2 separate regions of the Homo sapiens genome follow, and region 1 is linked to region 2. Evidence: chromatin contacts called from ENCODE Hi-C data. All regions are on one chromosome and are shown on one strand. Each heading gives the region's core, a stretch centred on a gene start or an enhancer-like site at or near the end of the contact. The rest is flanking DNA. Distances are from core to core; before and after follow the strand shown. Region 1 overlaps LOC105374641 (a long non-coding RNA gene). Region 2 holds the start of LINC02102 (long intergenic non-protein coding RNA 2102).

What was found. Hi-C counts contacts between places; a loop is a spot of excess contacts on that map. Pooled maps may share reads with other maps.
Region 1: a loop to region 2 is called in a pooled map of gastrocnemius medialis, with 1.9 times the contacts of the local background. The contact joins the enhancer-like site here to the promoter of LINC02102 in region 2. A Hi-C loop is called at or near these places in 2 of 168 maps with a recorded cell type or tissue (gastrocnemius medialis and naive thymus-derived CD4-positive, alpha-beta T cell), 7 of 37 single-sample maps with no recorded cell type and 13 of 50 pooled maps.

The regions. Positions count from the first base shown.
Region 1 is chr5:6,832,301-6,835,556 of GRCh38, forward strand. It overlaps LOC105374641 (a long non-coding RNA gene), which reads left to right. Exons shown (of 3, transcript XR_925740.3): 3 at 691-3,256. Among named protein-coding and RNA genes, the nearest start is that of MIR4278, 6.0 kb to the left of the region's middle. Within about 2 kb of position 1,348, at least 4 of the 41 ENCODE cell types and tissues checked have a DNase peak (open chromatin) inside an H3K27ac peak, as active enhancers do; they include gastrocnemius medialis, where a contact is called at or near this core.
Region 2 is chr5:6,706,247-6,709,809 of GRCh38, forward strand. It overlaps LINC02102 (long intergenic non-protein coding RNA 2102), which reads right to left and starts at 1,465. Exons shown (of 3, transcript NR_103771.1): 1 at 1-1,465.

The sequences.
Region 1 (3,256 bases), core at 98-2,597, 130 kb after region 2:
ACCATTTTTATCTTTGTTTTTTGATGGGTTGTTTGTTTGTTGGTTGGTTGGTTGGTTTTTGCCATTTCACACTAAACAACACTGTCTATTGTTTTACCCTGGGCTTTAAAAAAAGGCTTGACACAAAATGCCTTTCCTTTCCCTTTAGTCTCTCCCTACACCACATTTCTCTGTTTGCCTTCCCATAAAAATGACTTTTATTGATTTAGTATATGCACCTGCAAGGCACTAAGAAAGGAAAGGTCCACTCTATTGTAAGAATTGGCACAAAAATCAACCCCAAACTAACCTTGGTCTTATCTAGGAAGTGAAATAGCCAAGAATCCTCTAAAATTAAGGCGATTCCAGACTATAAGGGTGAACGCAGAAGCAAATGCTGTCAAGAAATGCAGCGTTTCTTACCTCAGTCATTAATGACCCACTAGCATAGCATGGTGGACAGGTATTGATTGCAACCTTCCACACAGTTTTGATTCCTATCCTGTCTCACCATGACTCAGTTTTCCTATCTATGACATAAAAATAAAAAGAGAGAAATTATCTCAAAGTTTCTGCAAAGATTAGTGTGAGCAATGACAAACACTCAATCTCTGGAAAATGCCTTAAATCACTAATAGAAAATTCATGAACAAACGTTACCTCTAAGAGAATGAGTATCACAGCTAAAGAGAACCTTCCTTTTCCTTGCAGCCATTCTCTTCAAAATAAGGAGCCTGATGTTTCACAAAACCATCTGTTGCCCTCTTCTGTTATTACAGCTGAATGCTTCAGAAATCATTCTGCACCACTAAAAATAAAATCCACGTAGAACCTGAAAGAACCAATGCCAATTACTGGAGCCAAATTCAGGTTGTATTTTTAAAAGTGTCTATGAAACCATCTATAAATAGAAAGCCTTTCCTGTTATTTTTAATTACTTCATTTTAATGGAAACAGACTCCAGTTGGTGAGGATGTGGTTAGGATGCCATGGCACAGGGCCTGCCCTTCCGGACAGAAGGCTGACTCCAGCCAAAGGAAGCCAGGGGGTGGCTCAAAGCAGTCAAAGCATCTTCAGTGCTTACTCTTGGTTGTTGATCCCAAAGCCTCCTTAGAAACCTCCTAGCGTGTCTCAAACCCTTTCAAACATGTGTATATTTCTATAAGTCCAATGACAAGTTGATTTTCTTATATTTAAGGTAAATGTGGACCACAGAGAGTTTCTCTGTGAGCTGGAAGAGGAAACATTCCTGAGTCAAATGCTAGGGCAGTGCCACAGCTCCAGGGTCTGCTGGCAGAGGGGTGTGTCTCAGACAGGCATCTCTGAGAGGCAGTGTGCCAGTCCAGTCCCCCAGAGCCAGGGAGCCTCCCACCCCATGCCGCCTCACAGGGCAGGAAGAGGGCACATTACTGCCTCACACTGGCTTAGGGAGGACAGGGAACAAGGAGACAGCCCAGGGGACTCTGGCAGTGGCCCTCATCCCCAGACCTGGATGGGAACCTAAGAGTCTGGGCAAGTCCTAGCTGGTGGCTCTGGTCTGCCTGTGTGCCACCATGTGCCACCATGAGCCACAGGAAATAAGCAGCACATCAGATGGGAAGAGTGAGGCCCTAAGAAATCTATTCTGCTTCTTGTGGCAAAAGCTGAGCCTTCATGCCCCCGGCCTCAAACAGCTCCATCTCCTGCTGCAAAAGTGTGCCCCGGAGCTACAGCCTGACTGGCCAGGCAGATATTAGAGTTCCTTGTCTCAGATTTCCTGTCTGGGTCACTAACCTGAAGGCCATGACAGACCAGGTAATACTCATCCACCAGTATGAGGGTGTCACTCTGCCAGTTACCTACTGTATGGCCTTGGGTGTGTTCCTTAGCCCCTTTGTGCCCCTCGCTTTCCTCAGCCATAAGAGAGGGGAGATAACTGCAGCTGTTCATAGGGCAGTTGTGAGGATTGAGTAAGTTAAGTCAGTAAGGACCCTGGGGTCATTCCTGGCACATAGTAAGCCCTATAGAAGTTTTTGGCAATTAGATCATTACATGTACAAGTTAACGTAATTGTGAATATCATGGATCCATAGGATGGACTGATTGTGTGTTAACAGGAATTTCTTCTAATCAATTATGTTCTGTCTCTGACAACAGCGGTGAAATGTGAAATGTGAAAGTGTAGGTGTGTGTACTCCTGCTCATGAAGGACAAGTTAGATAACTTGCAAGTATTATGATGCACCTTATTTGTTCCCAGGATGATGATTTTGTCATGTTCCTGTCTCTGTCTCATGGGAAGCAGGTAACGGGGCCATCCATTTGCATGTGTAAAATAAAACAAACCTATAAAAGCAAAACGTGGCGACAAACCACAAGTGCTTCTATCCTCATGGTTTCCACGGTGCCTGTCAATGAGCACTCATCATGGCCCTCTCCTGGCCTTCCCACTGAGTGAGAGCTCATTTGACAGGCAAGACAGCATCTCCAGGCCCTCTCCTGCCACTTGAAGGAGGCCTCTCAATCTCTCTGGCCACTAGCACCCCAACTCACAATGAGGATTTTAACAAGATGAACCCTATATCCCCACCTTGACTTCTAAATTGTATATTGCAGAGAGAGTGCTGGAAAAAAAAAAGAAATGAAATGAAGTGAAAAAAATGAAAGAAAAGAGAAAGGATTTGCTAACCCATGACATTTATGTCTAGAGGACTCACAAATGAAAATTTGAGAAAAAGACATGGTTATTTCTCAGCAAGTAGAGTTTCTTAAACATCATGTGCCAACCCCTCCTTCGAGGGTTGCTTGTATCTTCTTGGGTGTCGGTGATTCTGGTGCCCACGTTTCATGATGCTGACACAATTCATTTTATTATCAGTAGGAGAAGAGCAGTTACTCAGGACAGCCATGCTAGCCTGGACTAATTTGGATAAATTGTCCCACGCCAGAAATAAACAGGCCATCAACCCCAAATGTCAAGCATGACACAAGGAAGTTGGAAGGACCCACCAAACTCAAGGATTCTCCTAGCACACAAACTGAGGAAGAACAATACATAGGACTCCAAGACTGGAGATGTTCCTTCAGTATGCTATCTTTTGTATTCATGCTGGGGTGCAGACGGGGAATTAGAAGCAAAGCACTGTAGAGTCCCTTTTGGAATATTGACCAATAATTTTATAAAATGTACAATTTTATTCAAAATTAATCATAGGTCATTGGAGTGGATCTCATATGAGTGGCTTGGTGCTGTCCTCCCAGTAATGAATGAGTTCTCATTCTTAATTCATTCAAGAGCT
Region 2 (3,563 bases), core at 215-2,714:
AGGCTTCTGGTTGTTGCTTTAGGCCTAAGGCAGGGAGCCGGGAGAAATAGAGAAGGGAAGGGGTCTTCATTAGATGAGAAAGGAATATTGAAAAGTGAGGATTTTTCTGTTTCACTTTCATTTTATTTGACCTTTTACATTGTAAATTATATTCATTTAAAAAATAAAGAAAAAGAAACATTTCTCCAATAAATGGAATGCAGGACACATGTTAATACGGGCAGTGAATGTTAAGCTACACAGCGATTTTAAAATGAATGCACCATCTTCCTTGCTCAGGCAGTGGCTCCTGCGGTCACCATCTAAGGCAACCTGTTCCGACCTCCCTGGTGGAAACCTGGAAGCTCTCTGAACTTTCCTCTCTCCTTCTTCCACGTTGAATCAATTACTGAGCCCCCAAAGATTTTACCTCCGAAACATGTTGTGGCAAAGTCAGTGTGCTGTGTTTGCCAGACCCAGTTCCTTTTTGTTCTGGGCTCTCAGCTGGACTATATAGTCCAGCCTCCCTCAAGTTAGATGGGGCCACATGTCTGAGTTCTGGCCACCAAAATATGCATGTGAGTGATGTGCTGGCCACCCCCCAGACCTGGACCCTAAACCTCCTGCAGGATGCTCCATCCTATTTCTTCCCCTCACCCCTTTGCTGGCCCTCTGCAGAGAACTAGCTGAAAACTCCAGGGCCCAAGGGAATGGCAGAACTTCTGCCTGAAAGAGCCAGGATTCCTGAATGACTGTGTGGAGCAGAGTTCTCCTTCCCCATACCCCAGGCCCCATGCAGGCCCACAGTGGACTGGGAAGTGAATAAGAAATAAACTCTTAACATGTGATGCCACTCTGATTTGAGATCGCTTCTTATAGCAACTACAATAACTGACCCTAATTTATTTTCTCCTAAATAATCCTTTGCATACCTAATACTGTGCCCATTACTGATTTTCTATTTCTCTCAAAAGGCCATCCCCCCAACCTTTACCTCCATCTTCAATCTTGGCCTCTCATAATTCCATCTGTTAAGACAAAGTGAACTTTTCTTAAAACGCATGTTAGACCATACCCCTCTTTGGGGTACATCTTTTAATGGTACCCCCAAAAGTGCTGACCATGGCACACCCTTCCTGTGCCTGGCTTTGGCCAACAGCCTCACATTGGATTTCTGCTGCCATGCTTGGCCCCTGGCCACTGAGAGCCCTGGGGAATTTCTGTCCTCAGGGCTGTGTCTCCAGACATTTCTCATCCTGGAATGTCCTTCCTCTGTTAGGCTAATACTCTGCATCTTCTAGGATCAGTCCAGCAACACCTCTAGGTTCCCTTGCCCTGTCTCCCACTAGTACCCTGCACATGTGTGTACATCACACACATCTCCGTTTATTGAGCTGAGAGCTTCTTTGGGCCCTCACTCAGAGACGGAATTTGTCACCTGTATGTGCTTGACGCTGGGGCCCAGCAACTACCCCTAGTCGTGACAATCCAAAGCGTCTCCAGACGTGGCCACATGTGCCCTGGGAGACACAGTCAGCTCTGGTTGACAATCCTGCTCTAGAGTGGTTGGAAAGAAGAGGCATTTCTTGTGGGTTGTATTCTCTTGGTGGGGCTACTCTATTCAAGGTCAAAAACTAGATTTCGTCAGAACATTCAAGCCTCTGTAGCAGGCCAAAAAGTGTCCTCCCAAAATTCACGTTCACCCAGAATCTCAGAACAAGACCTTGTTTGGAAACAGGGTCTTTGCAGGCTCTCAGAAACAGACTCGTATGGACTGAATTCAGAAGAGATTGCAGGTGGCAGACACTGGCAGGACATGAGACCCACTTCCTGCTTCTTTACTAACAGACCCAGTTTTTTTCAACATGGTCATAAGTCAAGCACAAACAATGGCTCACGATTGGTTTAGGTCATTCATGATCATTCTGTGTCTCATCATGTGTCTTAATTTCTCAGACTCTCTCGCAGTTGGGGTGGCCTTATAACTAGCTCTAATCAACAAGATTTGAGGACAAATCTAACGTGAGGTTTCTTGGAAAAAGTTTGCTTTTCTGATACAAAGGGTCACAGACAGCAGACACTGTCCTTCTTCCCCCACCTCCTTCCTGTGGACATGAGGGATGGACCCAGAGCAGCCTTTAGGTGAAGGCCAGGGGAATGTCAGACAGGTCAGCTCGGACATCCTGGGACACTGGGCCACCATGCCAATGGCCCTTTCTTGCTGGATTTCTTATTACGGGAGCAAAATAACTTTCTTGTTTTATTTAAGCCTCTGTAGTAGGTTGCAAAGTGGTCTTCCCAAAATTCTGGGTGAATTTTGGGAGGAGACTATGCAACCTCCTAGTGTCCACCCAGAATGTCAGAACAAGACCTTATTTGGAAATAGGGTCTTTGGAGGTATAATCAGTTAAGAATCTTCAGATGAAATCATCCTGGATTTAGAGTGGGCCCCAAATCCAATGACTGATGTCCTTACAAGAAGAGAAGGCATAGAGAGATACACAGGGGAGGATGTCATGTGATAACAGAAGTAGAGGTTAGCATAATTCATCCCCCATTCTCCCCCTTCCAGTGCCCCACACCGCTTGCAATATGATGCAGCTCCTTCCATCAAGAGGTGGAGGCTTCTTTCCCACTCCTTGACTTGTCAAGGCCTTGCCACTTGCTTTGTCTCACAGAATGGTAAGGAAGTGATGGCATGCCGGTTCTGAGCCTCATGCATGTCTGCTTGCACTCCTGAAACTCTGTTCAGCCACCTGAGAACAAGCCTGAGTCAGCCTGTTGGATAACAAGAGACTGATGGTCCTTGTCAACTCTGTCAACTCCAGTGCCCCAGCTGCCAGCCAGGCTACTCTAGCCCAGCCAGCCTTCAGCTGATTGGCCAGCTGAGTGGAGCAAGATCAGCTGTGTTTGACCCAGAGCAGCAAAACCACCTAGTTGATTTGTAGACTTGTGAGCAATACCAAACACTTATTTTAAGCCACTAAGCTTGGGGTGGCTTCTTACCCAGCAGTAGCTAATACCTACACACTTTCAGTTATTTGGCACCTGTGAGCAATTGAATTTGGGAACCCTGTTTTAGGTAGAGGTTTTCAGAGTTCACTGTGTTTTAGAATTACTCAGAAAATTTACTTAAAATAGAGATTCCTGGGCTTGCTCCTAGAGAGTTTCAGTAAATTGGGTGAGCTCTAGGTATCTGCATTTTGACCAGCATTGCTAATTCTGGCATGGGTAGTCCATGGAATACACTTTGTAAACCATTTTTTTCATGGGAACAAATCACTAAAATCATGGTGTAATCTCTAATATTATTCCTCCTCCAATATCCGAAGAGAGAGAGGAGAGGGTTTCAGCCCAAAACGGGAATGGGCTGCACTTATCTGTAGAAATTGATAAAGAGAAAGATCTCCCTTGCCCAGCGTCTCAAAAACTGCATTTTACATTCAGTATTGTTTCTTGATTGCATTAAGAAATACACTGCAGCCGGGCACGGTGGCTCATGCCTGTAATCCCAGCACTTTGGGAGGCTGAGGTGGGTGGATCACTGGAGGTCAGGGGTTCAAGGCTAGCCTGGCCAACACAGT